Regions from separate parts of the Mus musculus genome. Here region 2 is linked to region 1. A link is a loop called in an ENCODE intact Hi-C map of the cell type or tissue named here. Cell type or tissue: left cerebral cortex. All regions are shown on one strand. Each heading gives the region's core, and the rest is flanking DNA. Links, peaks and the distances in the headings are about the cores only. Region 1 holds the start of Gm40981 (a long non-coding RNA gene). Region 2 overlaps Fancc (Fanconi anemia, complementation group C).

What was found. Peaks named below come from ENCODE experiments on the same cell type or tissue, not always from the same donor. Only the 100,000 strongest peaks of a DNase experiment are listed, where the experiment ranks them.
Region 2: a loop joins it to region 1, with 8 times the contacts of the local background. A loop is called at or near these places in 41 of 42 quality-filtered maps.

What each region holds. Positions count from the first base shown.
Region 1 is chr13:62,912,894-62,929,580 of GRCm38, reverse strand. Gm40981 (a long non-coding RNA gene) reads left to right here and starts at 11,746. Exons shown (of 3, transcript XR_873589.1): 1 at 11,746-12,057; 2 at 16,360-16,486. In left cerebral cortex, for the core only: CTCF peaks have their summits at 9,773 (motif pointing left) and 12,271 (motif pointing right); DNase peaks (open chromatin) are centred at 6,154, 9,737, 11,673 and 11,896.
Region 2 is chr13:63,329,029-63,337,028 of GRCm38, reverse strand. Fancc (Fanconi anemia, complementation group C) reads left to right here. Exons shown (of 15, transcript NM_007985.3): 9 at 5,136-5,188; 10 at 6,409-6,508. Among named protein-coding and RNA genes, the nearest start is that of Mir3074-1, 32 kb to the right of the region's middle. In left cerebral cortex, for the core only: CTCF peaks have their summits at 1,076 (motif pointing right), 4,234 (motif pointing right) and 5,447; DNase peaks (open chromatin) are centred at 1,092, 4,248, 5,437, 6,625 and 1 more place; H3K27ac peaks cover 2,898 bases.

The DNA of each region.
Region 1 (16,687 bases), core at 5,276-13,275:
GGCCGGGCGTGGTGGTGCACGCCTTTAATCCCAGCACTTGGGAGGCAGAGGCAGGCGGATTTCTGAGTTCGAGGCCAGCCTGATCTACAAAGTGAGTTCCAGTACAGCCAGGGCTACACAGAGAAACCCTGTCTCAAAAAGCCAAAAAAAAAAAAAAAAAAAAAAAAAAAAAAAAAAAGAAGAAGTATGTGTGGGTTACAAAAAGCCAAAAACCAAACTTGCTGAACCAAACAAACAGAAAGGGGGTGACTGTATGGTATGTGCACAGCCACAGTAGCAGACTCAGAAGCTTCAGAGTGCAGTAAAGACAGGGATGACTGCAGACAAATTCTGTCACATAATCTGAATCTCCAGTGCCAAATTCAGGTCAGTAGAGTGACTCCATTCAAGCTGGGAGATGGTCACCAGTCACCACCACCCCTCCCCCGTTATGATGTCCACACATGCTTAGCGGGAGGGTCCCTAGTTAGTGGGACCAAAAGAAAATGTAGTTAGGAAGCCCAGCCTGTAAGTAAAGACCCGGACCTTCCCTCTTTATTTAATCCTCAGCCAACCTTAGGGGACAGTGAGAGTCTTTCTGCTTCTTCATGGACCATCTTCGCTCTTAGTCTCACCCAGCAACATTCCGTCAATTCTCCAACTCTATGTTCATGGGCATAGGTTGACTCTTGCTTAAATTGTATGACTTTTGATTGGGTTAGGAGGGCATCGGGGATCTAGGGCCTCCCTCCTCAAACACCAACCAGGGTTTCAGAGTTCATAATAGGTGGTGTTTATTTTGACAGAATGAGGACACATTCCTTAAATCACTCTGGCAGGCATTAAATAGTCTCTGTTATATTTTGTGCCTCACAAAATCCTAAGTGGTCAGGAAAAGAACACACTGCCAGGACTTATCCCTTACCCAACCCAATTCTTGTACTCCTCTTACTGGCCCCCCACTGGAACATCTAAGTCAAGTCTCTGCTCTCCACATTTGGGGGGGTGAGGGGAAACATAGGGGCGGTGAGGTTTTAATGTGTCCCCCAAATTTCCTCTACATAGGAATGTGTCTCCAAATCCTATGCTCAGGAATTTGGGTGGCATCTGGGATTAGATGAGGTCATAGTGTGGAACCCCCAGGATTCAGTTTGCACCTTTTAAAGAAGAGACACATGACTCAAGCTAGCATGTTTGGTTTAGCACACATCCTGTGCTGTCTTATTATTCAGCATAGATTTTCTCGAACAAGAGGGCCCTCACATGATGCCGAGCTGATACTGGTGCTGTGACCTTGGACTTCTCAGCTTCTAGAATTCTGAGCTAAATAAACCTTATTCTTCATAAGTCATCTGATCTTAGGTATCTTGTAGTATTGACCAAGGCATTCAGCGAGCAAGAAATGAGCCCACTCTACAAGTACATATTATATCAGGAATAGCTGAATACTACAGAGAAATGAATATTGGCAAGGGGTTGAAATCCCAGGGATATCCCAGACACAACCATGTCCTGTAGTTTTCTGAGTCAGGGGCCTGGCCTTTACTGAGCTTTTCTTTAGGCTTTAAAGGTATCCTATAGACTATGTTGATATCATTATTCATTTCCACTAGGGAAGATCATTGGGGGAAACTGGCATCATAGTCAGAAAATGCTGGGGCTGGAGAGATAGCTTTGCTGCTCTCACAGAGGACCCAAGTTCAGTCCCCAACACCCACATGAGGTGCACAACTGCCAGTAACTCCATGTCCAAGGAATCAAATCTCTGGCCTTCCAGGCATTCCCATTCACACACACATACCCACACAGAGACACATTCATACACACAATTAAAAAGAAACTACTGTCTCTGCTGGAAATGACATGATTAGTATGATGACATCATCTATGACAACACCCAGGAGAGGAAGACTAGGACAGCATTTCCCAACAACAACACTCCTAAATTTTGTGTCCCAAGTACCAACTTGTCCTGACATAGCTCCATTAAGCAACTCTCTGAGGTCCTTATCGATCACAGTGACAGTAGCACTGGGAGTAGGTTTCAACTGCAGATTTTCTGCCCCACCCTTGACTTACTGAACCAGAAACCCCAGGGCAGACCTTACCAAGCCACATTTTAACAGGCACAGTGGGTAACTATAATCCAATGGTGCTTAAGAGTCACTCACACCTAGACTACACTTATGGAAACAGTATTTCTGAAGTACAACTTCTACTTTGTAGTTTTTTAAGTCACTTTCTCTCCTGAGCTGTGCTACATACAACATTGCGAATCAAGGTGACATGCTATACATACAAAACAAAGCAAACAACAAAGCTAAAACAAATGAAGATTCTTGCGGTTAGAGAGTTAAGGGAACCTGAGGCTCATGGAGCCAGTGAGCACTGAAGAAATAGATTGTGGTGCATAGTGAGTGTATCTGTGACCTTAGCATTCTGAAGACAGAGGCCAAGAGGATCATGAACTTGAAGGGATTAAAAAGAGCCCATGTGCCATTTCTTCCATCCTTCTGTGATCTCTCTATTTTGGTCCTCACTATTGTTCATAAATCTAAATAATACTGACACTAAGAGGTTTCTGCCTGGAACTCTTAGACCAACAGAAGACAGGATAGCGAGGTGATATTGACATGTTGAAATCGCTAACAAACATCTCCAAGGTCTGAGCCATAGCTTTCTTTAAATGAAGGTTAGCATTTTAATTCAAGGCTTTCCTCTTTAACAAGAATAAAAGACCACACAAGGTTGGAAAACAATCACCTCACATGCTCGCTCTCTCTCTCTCTCTCTCTCTCTCTCTCTCTCTCTCTCTCTCTCTCATGATCTGGCTGCTGTTTCCAGTGCTGTGTAGAAAGGCCCAGGTTTGCTGGTTGTACCAGAGGAGTCACTGGCTTGTAATTCAGGGGTTTTGTGTGGATTGGTGGTTTCATGACCCATACTGCCACCTCCTGGGGATTTCTCCATGGCCAGCTGTGTCATTAGCCTCAGGGTTCCAAACCAAAGAGCATAGGTTATGGTCTCCACCTGCTCTGTTTTCAAGGAGCTAAAATCAGGATGATGGTGACCATTTAAAGAGTCATATGCAGAAAATTAAAAACATTCTTACTGCACACCAACCAAGAGAGAAAACGCATAAGGGATTACTATTTTCTTGTTTTAAGATAGAATCTCAAGAAGTGCGAAGCTGACCTTGAACTCACTATGTAGCTGAGAATGACATTGAACATCTAGTCAGCTGTCTCCATTTCTCCAATACTAGCATTGCATGCACCATCGTGCTATGTTTGTGAGGTTTTGGAAATCAAACCCAGGGCTTTGGGTATATTAGGCAAGTCTTTTACCAGCTGAGCCATGTTTCCAGCCTCTCTTTTGAAACAGAATTTAATAGGATGGATGTCAAAAATAATGGGAGAAAACGTAAACATTCATAGTTTATAGTGACTGGTCCTGGAACACAGGGCTGTGAGCATTTGGTAAGTTCCATTTGTTTTCCAAAATTCCTAGAATAACCTGGTTTTAGGACACATTCCTTGGGATCATGGAGTGGGTAGCTTAGAGTGACAGAAATTCACTGATGGTTCTGGAGTCTGAAATCAAATTGTCCAAAAAGTCATGTTCTCTGAAGACTAAGGAGAATCTGTTTTTTGTCTAGTCTATGGGTGACCAACAATCTTAGTCGCTGTAATTGTTGCATTTCCCTCCATCAGGTGGTGTCTCTGTGTATCAGTGGCTCCTCCAAAGACACTGTCTCTTGAGCTAGGGGCTATCTCACTGCAGAATGCAGTGGCACATTTATGAAGATTGTTTCCAAATGACATCTCAATCTGAGGCTCTGGGTAGGATGTGGCTTTGGCGGACCCCTGTAAACTACACATGCTTTCGGTTCAAATCCTGTTTAAGCTACTAAATGCTTTAACCTTGAGCTAGTAATTGGTTGTTTGTGGATGGAATGTGTGTTGTCTTCTGCAGTGAAGAGTGAGATACCAACTGCATAGGCTTTGGGTGAGGATAAGTGTGAGCTCTTGGTGTGTACCTGTCAGAGAGGTGAGTGCTCAGATCTAGGCACATAGTGTGTCCGATCTAGTTACCTAGTGTGTCCGATCTAGGTGCCTAGTGTGTTCGCCTTCAGCCTCATAGAAAAATCCTTAAATTTAAAGAAAGGAGGACATAGGTCAAAGAGAATGTTGGGGTGTGCAATTTCTACCTGACTGTCTTTTGCTTTTTGGCTTCTATCAAGCACCTAGTTAAAACATTTTTTTTTTTTTTTACTTAGTTCTGAGACACATGGTCATCGTTAACTGGTTGTTTTCAACCGAGAGAAAACACTTGGGCCTATTTCAGTCTTGAGAGAGCCTCAGAAGATACACAGTATTTTAAAAGGTAAAGTAAGACTGCCTATCACTACCCTTCTGTCTCTCCCTGCTCTGTATAAGTCTGACTCCTATACGTCATTTGAAAATGACCCAATATATATATAGCCAAGGTCTTCCATGTTGAATGAAGGAGCTGTGAGGTTTACTTAGAGGCAGTAATAACCTCACCAAGCCCATTTAAGGTCTCATTAAGTTCAAAACCTGGGGCTTTAGAGGTATTGAAAGGGTAGGTAAGGACTTAGGGAAATGAGGCATATTCTCAAAGAAGCAGTTCAAAGCTTTCACATGTGGGCTGCTTGCTGTGCAAGCATGAAGACATAAGTTACCATCCTAGCAACCATGTTAAGAGCCTGGGCGTGGCCATGTGCGCCTGTGATCCCAGCACAATGGAGCTGTAAGCAGGAGGCTCATTATCACTGGTGTTTCCTGGCTACCAGGTTAGTTCCAGGTTCACCAGAGAGACCATATCAAGGACACAAGGCAGTAAGTGGTGGGATAGGATACCCCAAGTCCTCCTCTAGTCTCTGTGGGTTCACAGCTGTACATACACACATGCACATACCACACTTCCAGATGTCAACATTTTAGAAAGCAATCCTAAAACTGTTTATTACTGCTTAGTTAAGAAGGAACCAGAAGAAGAGCCGGGAACCTGAAATGCCCGCAAAGCTAAAGGACACACCGATGACAGGAAACACAAATAGCTGTGCCTTTCCGACTTCCAGAGCTGAAAAGGCAAACTCCCAGGAATAAATCTGGTTAACTATTTCCCATCATCTCAAACACCTACTCTGAGTTTTGAGCCACACAGAGCAGCCTGTAACCAAGGGTGGAGTTGAACCCAACAGGGCGAGTGGAATGTACATAATTCTTTCTCTCTGTGTTGGCCTCAGAAGCTAGGGTACAGTTTTACCCAAGGCTCATGCCAGACTCCCTGAAAGCATCAATGGATAAAATCTCTGGGTGGCAGGCCCTTTGTCCTTTTCCTACAGATCTGCCTTCCCTCTCCTTGCAAGGCGTTCCACTCATCTCTTTCCATTCCAACTGCACTGGAAGCACTTTTAACTTTCCCTCTAGTTTCCATGTGGTTTGCCCGAGAATGCGCTCTGAGAAGAGCCTCCCTGACCTTAGGCCTCTTTTCCCAAGACCAAGGTGACATTTTAGTTACAATATTGACTTAGTAGAGATCAAAATTGATACTTTATTAGTAATTTTTTCAATAAATCAGAGCCTGGACATCTGAAGGAGAGAAAGGAAAATCTGAATGTCTGAGTTCCTATAGGGCAGCCCCACCCCCCAACCCCCACAGAGGTAGTAAGAAGGTAAATGAAAATCTTTGGGTGGTGGCTGATTTACCACCCAAGGGAACACCCGTCAAGTGTGGTATTTATCCATGCGTAGTGTTCCATGCACTCCCCCTGAAATGTCCATGTGGCTTTGTATACATGTGTTTACAGGATGTGTAAATAAACATGAATGGAATATGAAACACATGGTCCATGTTTATAAAATATGCATCCATTTACGCTAATGAAAAATCACTTCCATCCAAGAAGAAACGATGCCGCACAGAAGTGCTGGTGGGAAGGGAGAGTGCTGGTCTTTCCACCCTCGTGCTTGGGGGAAACTGAGTCATCAATGCCTTTGTCATAAAAGGCAGGGAATTTGGCTTCTGTTGACATCAAAATGGCTTAAAGACACGTAAGCTGAAAAGAAAGCTTCCCTCTGGAATCGTTTGCACAACGGAGCGTTTAAAACCAGCTTCCGGCGGCCTTGTCACCTTATGTTCTCACGCATCCTGCTTTAGTAAGTGTTTCCAAGCTTCCCAGTAAGTCCATGTGCATAAGAATTGCTGGAAAGCCTGCTTAAAATACACATCTCTAGAGATTGCAAAAGTCACGTGAGTACCAGGAGCTTAACTTTCTACTAGCTGCTCACAGGCTCAGGCCAACTGAGGAAACCATTTGATTTTATCAAGTCTTGGGGGAATGGAAGGAGAATTCCACCCTTTTACAATTTGTGTGTGTGTGTGCCTGCTGTGTGTGTGCCTGTTGTGTATGTGTCTAATGTGTATGTCTATTGCGTGTGTGTCAGTGTTTGTGTGAATCTATTGTGTGTGTGTGTGTGTGTGTGTGTGTGTGTGCCTTTTGTGTGTGTGTCTAGTGTGTATGTGTCTAAGTGAATCTATTGTGTGTGTGTCTTCTGTGTGTGTCTATTGTGTGTGTGTCTATTTTGTGGTCTGTGTCTCTGTGTGTGTAAATGATGTAATTGTGTAGTGTTGTTATATACTAATACGAAATGGGGTGGGATGGGTCAGGGGTGCACAATAGGGAGGAAAACAAGTTTGTCTACTCCACATGAGCCTTTTCCAACTTCACTGGAGTAAGCAGGTCTGAGCTTGCAGAGCTCAAGCAGCTGCAATGCTGGCTGCCATGAAGTCAGTTCATGCAGTCACAACTGCTATCAGTCCAGACTCCAGCCCTGGTGAAGTGCATTTTGAATTAACCTACGTGTTGTGACTTTGAGGTGCCATTCTAAGTGATATTAAACGACATTGCAAAAAAAAAAAAAAAAAACCACACTACATGTAATGGAACCTACTCATGAAACATTACCATGTATGTGTGATCTAGAGTTTGAGGAAAACTTTGGGCTACCTAGTGAGACCCTGTCTAAAAACAAACAAACAAACAAACACACCCACAAAGTAAAAACAAACAACAATATCTCAAACAATAACAAGAAAGCTGGGTGTGGAGGGTTATGCCTCCCAGTGTTAGGGAAGCAGAGGTAGGTGGATCTATGTGAGTATGAAGTCAACCTGATCTACATAGTGATTTCCAGGATAGTCAGTGCTACCGAATAGAGGATCCTTTTATCAAAAGTCCAAAAACAGACCAAGCAAAAATACAGTACAATGTAACAAAATCCTAAAACACTCAAAATGAAAACTATTTTTAATAAATTCCAGCTTTGCTTTGGATGAAGAGGAAAAAAAGTGGGGGAGAAAGGCAGAGGTCAGTGGGTATCATCCATGACACGCCCACCTCCCATGTCAACACATTCTGTAACTATACTGCAGTTTTCGAGTTTGGAAACTGACCTGATACAAATTAAATGCTGTAGAATCACAACTTTACCTGACCTCCTCCATGTGAGCGCGTGCGTGCGTGCATGCGTGTGAGAGAGAGAGAGAGAGAGAGAGAGAGAGAGAGAGAGAGAGAGAGAGATTTCCTCTCATGCACATATTTACATAGTCATTCCGGCCACATATAATCAAGATGCAGAACTCTTCTCTCACCCAGCCACCCTTCCATCTTCCCCATTCCATTCTCATCTCTAGAATCAACCCACTGGTCTACTCTACACCTGAGTGACATTTTTCTTAAGGTATTTTTATTTTACTCTAGGTGTACGGGTGTTTGCCTGTGCATATGTCTGTGTCCCGTGTGCATGCTGGATGCCTGTGGAGGCCAGAAGAGGTTATCAGATCCCCTGGAACTGGAGTTGCAGAGGATGTGAGCTGTCATGTAAGTGCTAGAAACTGAACCCTGGTCCTCTGTAAGAGTCACAAGCACTTTTCAATGCTAAGCCATCTCCCCTGCCTCTCAAACCTTTTTTTTTTTTTTTTTTTTTTTTTTTGGAAGATGAGCAGAATGAAAAAAATAAGAGAAACACGAAAGCATATTTGACAGGGAGAGAAAAGTTTCGATTTTGGGCAACTTTGGTTGGTTTCCTGTGTGTGTATTTATACACATACACATATACATCACTATTCTGCGTTATAAATGTATTTCTTATGGAGAGTTTCGGGGGGGGGGCAGGGGAGAATAACCCTGTGCTATGGGATTTCCTGCATCACCAGCCAAACCTTCAAAGCTGCTGCTGCCCACCAAGCCTCTGATTAATGACTCTTAGCTTTATATTTGTATGGAAATTCATCATCTGAACCCTAAGTTTTAAAAACTCATGTTCAGAACTAGGTCTAGGGTTTGGGAATAAAACAAGTGACCCCAGGTAGCTTCAAGACTGCAGGTGTTCTAGTCCTCCACACATGGCCAAGAGAAGCCAGGAGAAAAGCACGACCTCTAATAATGATAGTCCTGGAACTATTTTCTATATGTGTGACAGTTTACGTGGGAACAATTGGCAATTTCAGGAACGTTGAAAAGATTACCACAATTTAAATAAAATATTGGTTAATAAAAGGCTATGCTCCTTGGCTTATGACCTGCTAAGCACATTACAATGTGTAATATATATACATATTGAAGTTAAATATTCCTACTAAATGTGATCACATTTGGATCATCATAAAACTTGCCAGTCAAATGAACATGGAGCTAGGGTAGGGACATCTTTTTCATGCTGGTGGCAGGGTTAATGTTTTTGCAATTTTAGTGTGTGTGTGAAGGTTTAAGATATCTGGCTATGAATCAAGTCAATAGGTAAAGGTCCCCATTTGATTTTCTTTTATTTGTCGTGATTTAGAACAGCACAGGGCTTGTGAGTGGCAGGTATTTGGTGACTTTATCATAAATTTTAAGAGATTCGGGCAAGATTTCCCCCTCATGGCATCTCCTGGCACCCTGATCATTAAGGTATTGATAGAATCCTGTTCAAAAGCAGTATGTTGGGCCGCTGAAGCTAGAGAGATGGGATGAACAGATGGGGGTCTTGTCTGTCTATTATCTATTTTTCGAGACAAGGTCTTGTTGGCTAGCCTAGAACTCACCATCTAGACAGGCTGGCCTTGAAACTGCACAAATCATCTTGCTTTTGTCTCCCAGGTGCTGGATTTATAGGTGTGAGCCCTGCTTAATCTGTTTAAGGGTGGCTTAAACCATGCCTAGCTCAATCTGTTCTTGATTTGTGTCTATCCCTGGATGTATTTTCTTCGTAATCCCTTGCAATATTTGGGCACCAGTGTTACATATGCCCCACAACGTGTCGTTGATCCTTTTACCAAAAAGCAAAGGAAAAAAACCCACCTAACTCTGGTGAAGTTCTCGCTCTACAAGGCTGAGCTGTTTGGAGTACATCTTGGCTATCTGCGCAGACCTTGAATAAGCAAACTATTAGTAATAGTTTGGACCTAAAGTTATTGACTTATCAGGCCTTTCAAAGTACTGAACATTTTATTGTATGATGTCACTTGAGCAAACTTCCTACAACCAACAATACAGTCTTTTCTGAAATTACCCTCCTTTACAGCAAACTTCCCAGCTGTCTACATTCATTTTGTGAAGACAGAGGCCGTGTACATTCTGCTTGTTTTTCTTACTGCTACACACTGATGACAGATTGCCTGGAACTGGGTTCCTTACATGCAGTTTTATTCATTTTTCCAAATACCGAGTTAAGATCCTTGCTGGGTTTTTTTTGTTGTGGGAGGCCAGCTAGGTGTCTTACCCAGGAGCGCCCCCTTGTGGCTAGCACATCGGCAGCCATGTGCACAAATCGTCTGATAGCATAGCTTCTTTTTTTTTTTTTTTAATTTATTTTTTTATTAGGTATTTTCCTCGTTTACATTTTCAATGCTATCCCAAAAGTCCCCCATACCCACCCCCCCAATCCCCTACCCACCCACTCCCCTTTTTGGCCCTGGGGTTCCCCTGTACTGGGGCATATAAAGTTTGCAAGTCCAATGGGCCTCTCTTTGTAGTGATGGCCGACTAGGCCATTTTTTGATACATATGCAGCTAGAGACAAGAGCTCCGGGGTACTGGTTAGTTCATATTGTTGTTCCACCTATAGGGTTGCAGTTCCCTTTAGCTCCTTGGGTAATTTCTCTAGCTCCTCCATTGGGGGCCCTGTGATCCATCCAATAGCTGATTGTGATCATCCACTTCTGTGTTTGCTAGGCCCCGGCATAGTCTCACAAGAGACAGTTATATCTGGGTCCTTTCAGCAAAATCTTGCTAGTGTATGCAATGGTGTCAGCGTTTGGAAGCTGATTATGGGATGGATCCCTGCATATGGCAATCACTAGATGGTCCATCCTTTCGTCACAGTTCCAAATTTTGTTTCTGTAACTCCTTCCATGGGTGTTTTGTTCCCATTTCTAAGAAGGGGCAAAGTGTCCACACTTTGGTCTTCGTTCTTCTTGAATTTCATGTGTTTAGCAAATTGTATCTTATATCTTGGGTATCCTAAGTTTCTGGGCTAATATCCACTTATCAGTGAGTACATATTGTGCGAGTTCCTTTGTGATTGGGTTACCTCACTCAGGATGATGCCCTCCAGGTCCATCCATTGATAGCATAGCTTCTTAAATCAGCAGTGACAAACTGATGGTATCTCTCCCTCACTCATGTGCCTTAGCATTTCCCAAAGTGTTCTTCAAGGCTAGGCGGATGAAGGGGATGCTTTGTCTAGTCCATCTCTTTCCATCTTGCTATGACCTCAGAAGATACCTACTCTGTGTGCCATGCTACAAAGGAAACTCAACCATGTTATCTTTGCCTTGCTCTGCAAAGATGGTCCCCAGTGTGGTGACTTGCTCCATATAACCCAGGCTGGCATGTATAAGGATTCATACTTTAGACACAGGCCTTTTCACCCAAAGACCTGTTCATGCATGTGTGGTAGAAATGGCCTTCCAACATTGAAAGCCACTGTTTTTATACGATGGCCATAGAAATGTTTTATAAAGGAAATTTATTTTGTGAATACTTTAGATATAATGTGCATAAATTTCAGCTTTTTTTAAAAATAAGATCCCCACAGCAAAACAAGTTATATGTTTTGACTACAAGTGGAAGTTTGCATGATGTTGTCAGGGTTTTAGGAACATTACAGAGTACAAACCTTCCTTTTGTGCTTGTTTAAAAAAAACCTGAATTGTTCTAATAGACCCTGTGGGGCTGTATGTGTGTGTGTGAATAAGACAGGAGTTTGATAAAGTTTCCCTGAACCACGTACTAGGAACTGAGGCCTACATCTTTTTTTTTTTGTTTTGTTTCTCAGGTGGCATGAGTACTTATTTGATCTACACAGACTCACATTCTGGATTCACAGACCTTCCTAGATCATTATCTGTGTTTGGATACAGCTTTTCTGAGTATGTTATTATGCTAATTGTTTTCTTCATGACCCAACAAACCATTTCTATACATTTTACTAACTGGGAAAGTAAAAAAAAAAAAAAAAATCACTGTTTTAAACCCAGGTCTTCTAGAAGGGAGAGCCCAAGCTAGAATTAAAGTGTTGATTTTCCATTGCAGAGGGAAAAACCAAGACCCTGGAGAAGAGCCAAAACACCAGGAGGCAAGACACAGCACAAGGCCATACTGTCTGGGACATGGCAAAGAGCCACTGAGAGTAACAGCACAGCATAGGCTCAGTGACCCCTCCCCAAGGAGGAGTCCTTCAGTAAAGCCCTAACTCTATGACAGAGGTGACATTGATCTGCCTGACTTGGTCCTGTCTGTGTGTCCCTGTAAGATACACCTCTGAGGTAGCTAAGTGTTCCTTACTTCTGGGTTGTATATTCAACAAGGAACAGCTTGTGGTTTCTCAGTCTCATTTCGATTTTCTGCCACAAGCAACTAAATTACAGACCTCCTTTGTGGGCTGACTGAAGTCAGCATGGTGCCTGTAAAGTCCAGAGACAGCTCAAATCCCCTGGAACTGTAGTCACAGACAGCTGTGAGCCACTGAGTGGGTGCTGGGATTAGAGTCTGGATCCTCTACACAAGCAGTAAGTACTCTTCTAAAATATTTATTTTATTATTATTTTTGAGAATTTCAGACTTCTATACTGTAATTATATAATTCCCATCCATCCCTCTCCCTCTTCAATTCCTGCTGTGGACACCCCATTCCTGGAACTTTAATTTTTTTCAAACCTTATTTTTTTTAAAAGATTTATTTATTATATATAAGTACACTTGTAGCTGTCTTCAGACACACCAGAAGAGGGCATCAGATCTCATTACGGATGTTTGTGAGTCACTGTGTGGTTGCTGGGATTTGAACTCAGCACCTCTGGAAGAGCAGTCGGTGCTCTTAACCGCTGAGCCATCTCTCCAGACCTCAAACGTTATTTTTAATGATGGTTCTTAAAGACTTTAACCTCCCTTTTAGTCCACCACCCACCAGAGGTAGTTGAAAAGAAAAGGTTACAGGGGAAGCAGATGTGTTTAGAACTGGTTCTTTGGAGCAACACCCATCTGTGTTGCCTGGACATCAGCAACTCAGTTCACAGGTGCAGTGGTGGCACTACCTAGGAGAGACAGCCAGGCCTCAGCCTTGGCACTAGTCAACAGGAGGAACCTGGAGGGATGCCAGGAGAAGTTCTCTGCTGTGTCTCTTTCGGGGAAGTAAAGATCAGCAAAGATGCGAGACTCACAAGTGTTACAGAACTAGCTCTGTAAGCTAGCCAAGCTCAGCCTCCTTCACAGTCTGTTGGGCTGTTTATACTCCCTCCAAACATCCCGTGTCCTCCACGGGTCTTGCCTCACCAGATGTCTGCCTCAGCTGACATCACTCTGCCAATCAGCCAGAGTCCATGAAAGTGGCAAGAATCTGCAGCATACCACCAGAAGTTTTTTGATGTGTTTCTCTCGGTGGAGTCCAGACAAATGCAACTCAACTACGCGATGTAAGGTGGACTAATACATGAGTTCCATGAGTGGAGACTCCTTCATCACGTGTCCTTTCACGCGTTTGCTTTAGCAGAACATCCTTTCTCCTGTGTCTGCTTCAGAGAAACATTCCTTCACAAATGTGCCTTAGCCTTTCACCTGTATCCTCTTCAGGAAAACACTCCTTCAGGTGTTTGCCCCAGCAAAACATCATCCAACACAACCGACTTTCCAAAGGACCTTTAAGCTTCTGCTTCACATCCCCTCTCTTCTTTCATGACCTCTTCTTCGTTAGTTTTTGGTGTGTGCATAACCTACTGAGTCTGTTTAGTTTGCTCGTATGAATATGTGTTTAGGGCTGAGCACTGGGATTGGATAATCGTCTATCAGGATGATCATCCCTAGAAAAGGCTGATTCTCTTCTCTTCAGCAGCCATTAATTGCCCATAGATCTCCATCTAGGGATGGGGCTTGTGAGGTTTTCCTTAGCTGTGTTGGAATGTCAAGAGGTGTCATTATACCAGTCCTGTTTAGGTGACCATGTTGTTAAATTTCCATGTGTGCAGCTCCCTGTCATTTATAGAATACATTATTTCATGGCAGATGAATTAATCTTCTGGATCTCACAGGGTTTTTTTTGTTTTGTTTTGTTTTTTGTTTTTTGGTTTTTTGGTTTTTTTTCCCCCTCTCCTGGGAAGATTTCTAAGCCTTAGGTGTAGCAGGTGTAGGTTTGTAGGTATATCAGTTGAGGTTCGTGACCAGTTGATTAATTGTTCTCTTCCTTTTGATCAGTGTGCTAGCTTGTTTTATGACAATTTGATATAAGCTAGAGTCATCTGAAGGGAGGGAACCTCAGTTGAGGAAAGGCCTCCATAAGCTCCAGCTGTAGGACATTTTCTTAATTAGTGAATGATGTGGGTGGGCCCAATCCATTGTGAGTGGTGCAATCCCTGCACTTGGATTCTATAAACAGGCTGAGAAAGCCATGAGGAGCAAGCCAAGAAGCAGCATCCACCTGTGGCTTGTGCATCAGCTCCTGCCATCAGATTTCGGTCTTGTTTGAGTTCCTATCCTGACTTTCTTTGATGATGAACAGTCATGTGGAGCTGTAGGTCACCAAATAAACCCTTTCCTCCTCAAGGTGCTTTGGTCCCAGTGTTTTATCATAGCAATGGTAACCCTAACTAAGACAACTAGTTGTAGATTTCTGTTATGATCTCTATCTGCTGCAAAAGGAGACTTACTTGATGAGGGGCAAGGACTACACTTGTCTATGGATATAAGCATTGGGAATTTAGCTCTGGGAATTATACTTCTTTAGGGAAAGTATAGTAACTGGTTTTTCTGTAGGCTCCATGATCCCCCTCCAACACAAGTAATGGGAAGCAAAAGGGGGGGAGGGAGAAGGAAAGGAAGAGGGAGGTGAGAAGGAGAAGAAGGAGCCCAGCCCTAGCACCCCAGTGATAGACTTCAACAAGATTGCACCTCCTAAAGGTTCCATAACTTCCCAAAATAGCATCACCAACTGGGGACCAAGTGTTCAGACACCCAAGCTTCTGTGGGACATTTCTCATTCAAACTATCATAATTACTTTTTAGTGATATGAAGAATGCTTCTGTTCACATCATAGACTCTTCATTCAGGCCAGTGCAGGTGTTCCTTTTTACATTAAAGGGCCAAAACTCCTCACTCAGGTCACGCTGATGTTACCACTTCCTAACTGACTCCTGTGAAGATTTATGGAGTCTGATTATACATGTGAACTGCAAATGACTTCACCTCTAACCCTAGCTCCCAAACTTCAAATTATACTGCTTTTCTGTCTCAAGTATTCCTCAGTTCTACTCATGATGAGGCAACTTAGGACCTGGCTTAGGACCTGGCCAACTGTCCCCACACTGGGAAATCTCATAAACAAAGTCTCTCTCTCTCTCTCTCTCTCTCTCTCTCTCTCTGTGTGTGTGTGTGTGTGTGTTCAAAAAGAGTCATCTAGTTATTGTCACAGTGTCTATGTAACAGAAGAATCAGAATGGTTTAGTAGTAAGGGAAACATATTCTGCAAAGGAGATTCTGTGCATAAAGATCCAGAGGGAGCATGCACTCTGTAGTCATGGAGAACAGGAAGCAGTCATAGGAATACTTCGTAGGGAACCAGTGTCTACTTGGCTGTTCTAAGTCCCGCCATTTCTTGTATCACCTAATAAATCACAATAGCCTCATAAGACAGCAATTCTTACCATCTAGGTTTTCCAAGGTAGCACAGCTGACCTTGGAAAGGTTGAGTAGTGTGCCCAGGTTCATGTTAGTTACTGGCAGGGCAAGGATTTGAACTCAGGGTGAGTGTTTTGGCCAGTCTGTATGTAATGAGCTTCACCGCCTCCATCTATGTTGAGTAAGCTATGAAGCAAAGACAAAGAGAACGGAGACTCCATCCACAGACTCAGTCTGATTATAAGAAAAGTGGATGTCAGCAGGTTACCCTTGGGGTATAGAATGAACGGAAGTACTGCCTACAGGGATAAGCCTAGTAGAGAGAGCTTGGACCACTTGTTCTCAAGATGAGGCCCCAGGACCGGCATCATCTGCATCACTTGGAAATCCCTCAGAAATGCAAATACTCTGGTCCCTCCCCAGACCTACTGAGTCAGATGTGGAGTGAGGCCCAGTATTTGTGTTTTACCAAGCTGTCAAGGGATTCAGAGGATGCCAAAGTCTGAGAACCATGGAAATGGAAGGACCAATTGGTACGACATCATTATCAAGGAAGAACTAAGGGAAGACCCTATCAATGGTCAGTATCTATTAGCTCAGTCCTTAGCCTTACAGCATAGACCTTCATGGCTGGTGGGAAAAAATAGAACAGGGAAGAACTGATGTTTTCCCAGAGATCTCAGGTCCCAATGTCAAGGACAATGGAAGTCTAAGCCCTGGGTTTGCCACGTTGCTACAGCCCACTCTCCTCACCATGCATGGAAATGCCAACTGCAGCAGCCTCAGAGAACCCCGCTGAAGGTGAAATACGTTCCAGACTCTAGGAAGTTGTGAGGACTCGAGCTGTTTTCATGATGGACATGGGAAATGAGAGGGTAAGATCCATGATTGGATCTAGAAAGTATATATGCATATGGAGTGCTGGGGAGTGGCTAGGATCACCTGTGGCCAGTTAAAGATATGACAGTTTGACTTCAAGGTCAGGGTAGAAAAATATTTAAGAATCATTGGGAGAGATGAGTATGAGTAAGAATATGGTCACTTTTTGTCAGAAAGAAGACTACAAAGAAAATCTATCATTATGAGCTAATCAGGCAATTAGTTGACTTGGGTGTTAGTGCAGGTGTATATATGTGCATATGTGCATGTGTGTGTGTGGAAGCCAGAGGACGATCTCATGTGTTTGTTTTTTTTTTTTTTTCAGGTACTGTCTGTTTGTGGGGTGAGAGTTGGGCAGGATCTCTCAACCACCTGGAACTCACCAAGTAGGCTAAGCTGACTAGCCAGCCTCAAGGATCCACCAGCTCCCGCCTCCTGCCCAGTGCAGGATTGTAAGTGCAAACCACCACCCTTGGCTTTTTTTATTTTACATATTTCTGGGATCAAACTCATGTCCTATGCCTGTAAGGCAAGCACTTCACAAGATGAGCTTTGTCAGGCCACAAAAATCCAGCTCTAAATTAATACCACAATTCACGAAGCTCAGGTAATGTAACGAGGCACACAGTATTCCCACAGGTGATTTTACACTC
Region 2 (8,000 bases), core at 1-8,000, 410 kb before region 1:
AAGGCAATGAATGAATAAGATAAGAGACTAGTCACCTTAATTCCAAACAAGATGTGTGTGCAGGCACATGTGTGAGCCTGTGAAATAAAAATACATTCTCAAACCGGTTTGTGTTTAAGGTTCAATCTTTGGCTTCTCTACCTTAGATTGTCCCCAATATCATGGCTGCCTGCCACAGTTGGTGGCCCCAAATAGATCAGGGTATTAACCCCAGTTTGTCATTTACTATGCAGACTAAAAGTTCCAAAACAGACGGTCTTGTGTTTCCTTTGAGAGAGCAGTCACCAGGACACCATAATCCTTAACCTTAGACCTGACCTTAAAAATTGACGTCAGGAGAAGTATTGAAAGCCACTTGCTAATTATGCCTCCCTTTTGGCACTGTGCTCTGTGCCCAGGCTGAGCTTGTATCAAGGAGGCTGTTTTCTCGTTACAGCTCTGTGTGTGGAGCCCAGAAGGCTATTGTTTGGGTTCCCTATTTGAGTGAAAAGGGCCAGCTGGGTGGTGGGGTGGCCTGCGCTTGGCTGCTACACTGTGCTACGTGCCAGAGCCAGGAGCACCCTGGTTCCCATGCCCTCCCTTGCACTCCTTCACGGGCTGATCCGCCTGCTGGCAGCCACCGCAGTTGGGCCTGGGAGAGCTACCCCAAAGAGTAGTTGCATGGGAGGCAGGAGGCAGGGTCTTAAGTCAGAGACTGTTACCTGGAAGAGTTGGTAGCTCAGTAAAAAGTGTCTTTGTCTATGCCAGCCTCAGACAGCTCAGTGTGTTCCTCCTGTTGGCCAGGAAGTGTCCTCATTCTTAAGAGGGCAGTCACCGCAGCTTCACAAGGAGAAACTTCCCTGAAAAATCCCATTGCTAAAATACAGCCAAAGAATTACTCCTGTCCTCAACATTGTTGGATTTGTTTCTCTAATGTTTTAGCATTTTCTTTCCCCGCATTTTCATTAGTGTACTTCTTGCCTGAACTCTAATGTGGTACATGCAGTTAAACCAGAGCTGGAGTGGATGGCTTAGTCTTGGTTAACTAGACAAGTGTGGTGGGGCTTTGGTCTGGACTGCACTTTCCAGTGTTAACCTCAGGGGGGCACCAGACACTCCAGCATTATCTCCAATGAAAACCCAGGGCGCAGGGTAATCTTCACTCATGGGGTTCCAGGCTTTGTAGCTCCTGGGAGATGAATGGGAGAAGGATCACAGACAGACCACAAGAAATAGTGGACCATGGCAGTTCTTCCTATTCAGAGGCCAGGTTGAGGAGCAGTGAGACCCAAGAAACTGCTTTTGAGCATAGACATACGGAGACTAGACCTGGAGGTATTTGTCCAGTGTGCAAAGCTGGACATCCTGTAACTTACACCCCCCACTCCTCTGCTTGACACTGAGACCTCATGTAAACTTACAACATAAGAGGACATTTGGTACTTGTTAAGGTTTTTAAGCCCAAGAATGACAGATTTATCACTAATTAAACAATAATTGCATTATGGGGTACTGAAAAAAATTGCTTGTAGTATAAACAACATCTGGTAAAGATTAAAAAGAAAGCTCAAATTTGTTGTAAGAAACCTGAATCTTTTAAAACAAAATAGATTCTAAAACGTGAAAGGGTTGTTTAGTTTTATGTTTAACGTTTTAAAAATAGAAAAGAAAATGCCATAAGGAAAGTATGTATTTATAAAAATAGTCATTTTTATAATTACATTATAGATGTGAATGGCTTTTTTTATATATATATAAGTAGATTTTTTTCTAAAGCCAAATCACTTTTTTAACTCAAAGGAGTTCACCATGAAGGCTATGTGGCTCTTCATTCAGAAGAGGCCTTTCTTTGGTTTTGTTTGGATTTGTATGTATTTGTGGCTCTGTAGTGACTGTAGTTGCCTTTTAACTCATATCTGTGGACAAAGAGGGCCGTCTCTTGCCAGAAGAGTAGGGTGAGCTGGCTCCATGGGAGATGGGCCGATGCTCTGGTGGGCAAACTGGAGGGAAAACTTCTCTGCTGATTTTCTCAAATGACCATTTTCTGAGTAAACATCAAACAACCTTAAACTCAGCCTAGAAAGGGGAATCTGTCCCGGACTTGAGCGGTCACTCGAGAATCTGTTGTTTCCTTCTTGGTTCTCTGACCTAGAAGACCTGGGGGCTTTATTCTTCCTAACCCTCCGTTGTCTTTTTAGGAGAGGCATTCACTTTTCTCTGATAATCACCTTATGAATACCTTTTCTAGTTCTCTCCCCCATCTCTCTGTCCCCTCCCCCCTGTCAAACACATGTACACACCCGGGGAGGGGGGGGGGGAGGGAGAGAGAAAGGGAGAGAGTCTGAAAACAATTGATAGAAAAAGTGTGCCATCTCCCTGAGAAATGTGCTGTGTGTTCTCAGCCTCTTTGGAGTGGCAGGTGGTTTATAGTAATCTCTGGTCCCCTGGGATGAAAGGAGCAGGCTAGAAAGCTTCATGGGTGAACTAGAGAGTCAACAGTTCTCTCCGCCACCCTCACCTCTCTTCTCGATACTCTGTACTGTCCGTGTTGACTCATCTTCCTGAGTTTTGTTGAAGGATGGAAATAGGCCATCCCGGGCAGAGGGGAACCAGAGGAAAGTGTCTTATCAGATAACATTCTGGTAAGGTAAGGAGGCCACAGGTTGTTGTGGGCATCATCATCATCTGTTTATCCTCCAAGGCTTATTGAAAGTCAGGGGTGAGGGTGGACAAGAAAGGGAGATAGAAGTGCTCCTGGCATCTCTTGGTGACATGGTTTCCCTGGAGTGAAGGAATCTCTCCATGAAGATTGTTAGGCCAGATGGAGGAGAGTTTGAGAAGGAACAGATTTTGGTGGGATGGAGAAAAACAGATGAGCAGATGGAACCTGAGACAGCTCCCCCCACCCATTTTGGTAGGCAATATAATGACAACAGATACTCTGTTTCAGAGCATGGCTGTAGAGCCCTAGAATGCAGAGGAACCTATGGTGTCCCACCTGGGCAGTGAAACACTGTGCAGAGGGCTTAAACATTCGCCTCCTCCTTGAAAGGATTCTGTAAGAGGTGGGATTTGGCTTCCAGAGAACCATGCAGTAAAGCTTTAATTCTGATGAGAAAATCAGCTTTAACTGTGTCATAGGGACTTGTGAATACTTCGGTCTTTATGAAACAACTTACTGACACTGAAATTAAGTCCTGGGACAACTCCAGTGAAGACTGGAGAGGAGAAAGAGGTTCTTACAAGTGGTAAGGAGGGGCTAAACATTAACCCTTGTCATGGCTACTTTCGCAGGTACCCTGCCTGCTCATCTCTTCCTGTTTTAGAATCTAAAGTAGTTTATGGACGTGGGAGAAGCCACTAATCTGAAGTCCTTACAAAGGAAGGCCTCGACATATAGATCCAGCCCATGCAGAGAATAGGTGGATTCTGTGGCTTGTTTGGGTTGGAATCACCAGCTCAGTTGTTCAGAAGGAAACCACTGCATTGAAGCAAAGCCCATACAGCTTTCTTTTTGACAAATTAGGTCAGAACATCCTTTCTTGCATCCTCTTGTGGTTTTGGTAGCCACCCAGTTACTTCTTAAGTCTTCTCTTCTTTACTGTTTAGAAATCCATGTTATCAGACCACATGATTCTCAAGTCTTCAGTGGCTAGGGTAGGGTAGTTAAGCCATTTGGAATAAAAGAAAATGGTTTTCCTTACCTGCATCAAGTTCTGGTCTGATTTTCCTTCAGTGCACATTCAGCTCTGTGTCTGTGCCTGCGGGTGTGTGGCTGTGGTGGGGGTCTTCAGATTTTGTTGTTAGGAGGTGCATTCCTACATAGAACAGAATTGTTCTGGCAAACTTAGCTGAGTTGTATTTCTTTACGAGATCCAATTTGATTTTTTTTCTGTTTGGATTTTTCCATTATGAACACATAGAAACTCTTTCAGTGTTCTCTGGGCCTGTGTCCAAGTGCATGAACAACTGTTAGTATTTACAGTGAGGCTGAGAAGCAGGCAGATTAAATGACTTTTGGAGATCAAAGCCATGAAATAACCTGCCATTCTTCTGTTGTTAATTTCTTAAGTAGGTAACAAGTTTATGAGGATTTTAGGTTTGCTTCATTTGGAGAAAGATGTACGTTGACAAAGGGTTAGAGATCATGGGTTGCTTTATTTGAAAAGGAGAAAGCATTAGCGTGCAAATCATAAATGTCTTTGATGAAAAGGACAGCCTCCCATCATTTGTGTGGCAGCCTGTAATGGTCATGTATGGCCACTAGATGGCACATACTCCATGTTGCAAGTTAAGCTGCCATGGCAGAATTAACTATTAAGTGGGAAAGCCAAAGAAACACTCAACTTTCTTCAGGGTGGTTCAGAAAAGTCAGAAAAGTGATGCACAGGATCCAAGGTGGCTAGAAAAAAAATGTTTCCCAAAGCTAGTCATAGCAAACACAAAATTACTCCAGAAATTCCCTTTATTGGAGCCTGGCCTACTTATCTCTGGATGCCATTGTGAAATGTTTTATAATACAAATAGGCTTTTTAAAAAAATCTATCATAAACTCAAGTTTTAAGCTCTGACTAAAAATATAAGTAAGCAGGCTCTTCCTAGGCCTCAGGAAGCCAGTTTCTATAGACTGAAACCATTAAATCCTACTGACAGGGTATTCTAGAAAAGATTGGGGAGCTTTCACCGGGTGTCACGTGGCTGTACTTTCCATTAACTGCTAACTGTACCCAATAGTGGTGGCCACCTGATTCTTAGGTGCTCATTACCAACTATGGGACGAGGATGGTGGGGAGGTGGATGGTGAAGGTCAGCAGGTGGAGTGTGCTGCTGAGTAGGGCCTGAGTCCTGTTGTCATAAAGTGCTTCTTAACCACTCATGAAACTTATTCTTACATACAGGCTTACTATAGAAAATGTGGTATATAACAGGAATACAAAATAAGTAAATAAAGTTTGCCCACAGCCCATGCTCAGAGAGAACCACTGCTGGCATTTTATGGGTTTTTCTGGGTACCAAGTACTTTTTCTTTTCTTAACCTAATGGAATGTGTCACTTTTCTGGAGCAGCCCCAAACTTCTCGTTTGCCTAATAATCCAAAGTTGTTATTGATAGGTTCCTCTTGTATTTCTCTGTTTCATGGTCTTTTCTTTTTATAGCCTCAAGCAGCCTGCCAACCTGCCATCTTCAGAATTGTTGATGAAATGTTCAGGTAAATATACTGTCTTTGGGAACAGTTGGTCTCTGGCTGGTGTGGGAACGTAGAGGTTTGCGCTCTTGGTAGTTAGGGGTGAAAACTCAGAAGTTGCTGTGCATTGAAAAGACAGCCTCCGGAGTGTGGTGGCATTCTTTAACCTGTTTATACTCAAATGAGGTAGAGAAGTGGGATTCATTTGGGTACTGAAATATCCATGCAGCGTTTGTCCCAGCTCCAAGTAAAGATGCAGTACAGCCCTTCACCACATGAGGGCTGGCTGGGCTTTGTCACAGACCTAAAGAAAGCCAAAAGGCACAAAACTATTTTGAACAGAAAGAACTCTCTGAAAGACAGAGGAAACGCCACATTTCAGCAGAATGGTGTTTTTATTTGAAAGACTAGGTCCTAGGAACTTGTGCTTTGTTTAAAGGACCAGTAACAAGAAGTGTGTAACACACCAGTTGGCTCTGCTCCGAAGTCATGAGAGTTGGCACCTATGGATTCCTATAGATACACTAAGGTCAGAGGTGTTGGACCCAGGAGCTAGTTACGGAAGGTTGTGAGCTGCCTGATACGGATGCTGGCAATGGAATTCAAGTGGTCTGAAAAACCAGCAAGTGCTCTTAACCACTGAGCCATTTCTCCAGACCTAGAAAAGGAGTGTTTGTTTGTTTGTTTGTGGCCTTAAACTCAGAGACCCACCTGCCTCTGCCTCTGCCTCCTGAATGCTGGGATTAAAGGCAAGCGCCATCAAGCCCCAACACAGGAAAGGAATTTTTACAACCAATACCTTACCATTTGTGTTGCTCTTGAAACATACCAACTCTTAACTTAAATGGCCACAGGTATAAGAAGACATGTTATTGTTTTTGTTTCGGGATAATCAAGTTTGAGATTTCTTTCTTTAAACAAAAAGAAAAGTTAGTTGTGTAAAAGGGCACGGAAACTAAACCAAGGACATCTAATTCCACAGCCCCACTCTGGTGATTCTGACTGTGTGTGTTGGAATCTCCACTCTCCAGGCAGCTCTGTCCTCACTGGTAAAAGCAGAACACTTGTTGCTAGCACTGTCTGGTTTGTGAACACCGAAGTACCCATGGGAAGGCCATATGAGAGAGGCTGGAAGGGTGGCTGCTCCCTCCTGCCTTCACTCAGGAGCTGCAGTCTGATGAACTAATGGGCTTGCATTGTGTGTGGAGCAGCAGGGTGCTGTCACCTCCCTTTGCTTTGTTCAGGTTTGTGCTGCTGGAAACTGACGGAGCCCCAGAAGTACTAGCTGCTCTTCAGGTTTTCACATCGTGCTTGGTAGAAGCTCTGAAAAAAGAAAACAAGCAGGTACCTCACCCGGGGGATGCTGCTTAGTCACTTCAGAGTGAAGCCGGCTACTGCTGCTACAGGCATTTGGTAACGAGCTGAAAGGATCTTTATTTTTCTGGTGTTGGAGACCACCCACAGCCTCACACGTGTTAGGCGCATGCTCTGACACTGGCTACGCTCCCAGCCTTGTTTTCAGAAATGTTAGTGGAGTCTTGTTCACAAAGAAAGCTTCCAAAAGACCACTCCTGTGGAGATGAAACATTTTCACTAAAAATAACTTAGGAGTTTGTCTTTCTTCCCCATGCCCTGTTCCTAGAACCATCTGCCCACTGCTGTGCCTGAGTGTGGCTTCACATTGGCCAGCTCTCTAGGGGGAGAATTCCCCCTGGCCCTCTGTGTTTGTCCTTCTGTTTGCATTTGGCCTTGTGGCCAATAAGAGACATGGAGTCTACCCAGGATGTACTATAGGAATGGCACACTGGGCGCTCTCAGTGATCACTGTCTTTATTCCCAGCAGAGCTTCAGGAGACAGGGGGATGGGAAAAGGAAGGCATTTGAAGAATGAGTGGAGGTTAGATGCCTCCAGTAGACCAGAGGACTCTAGGTTCCCATCAGCAGAGGTTGGACAGCAACTGCAAGGGCAAAATACACAGGAGCTTCTCCTATCTACAGCTTTGGCTGCTGTAACCAATGGCCACAGGGCTAATGCTTATGTGATGCTTGCCTCCTCAGAGTAGTACTGTTCTAGACACCTTTCTTGTGGGTTGTGGCCTCATTCCCTGTGATGCTGTCTGCCATTTGACTAAGGGCAGAGCTCAGGTGCTCAACCTACTAAAATCCTACTCAGCCCAAGGCTGTAGAGGTCTCTCGGGTTTTAGCAGGGGTTTCTGCTTTCTAGGGCAACTATAAACCTGCATGGTTTATTCTTACCATCCCTCTTTCCCTGGAGAAGTTAAATAGATGGAGCATACGCAGCCTGGCATCTGGGAGGAAACCTCGGCCAATGCACTGGCTGGTACTCACTGTTGTGAGCACAGCTGTAAGCGTATGCTGTCCTCTCTCACATACTCTTGGTTCCCCAGGGAGCAAACGGCCTTCAACTAACATCATCCTTGGATTCCCAGGATGCCCAAGTTGGGACTGAGGACAGGAGGAAGCTTTTTCCTCAGCTTGACTTGAGTGTTGTTCCGGGTTTGCCCTAAGTCTCTGCTGGTCTTGGTACTGGAGTAACGGTGCCTTTAGTTTAGGATAGTGTCTGCTGACCACATGTGTCTAGGGGTGAGAGTGACACACACTGGGCCCTGGCTTGAGGCAAGATAAGGATTCAGCTGCCTTTAACTCTACACAGGGGAGCAGCCGTCTCCTGACTTTGCAAAGCCTTCACATCCACATGTAATAATTTATTTTGTCATCCTGATGCTGCCCCTGACAACCTACCTACTGAACTGTGTATGACTGGCTCACTCCCCCTGACTCAGGTGCACACTTTATGCCCGGTCATGATGCTGTC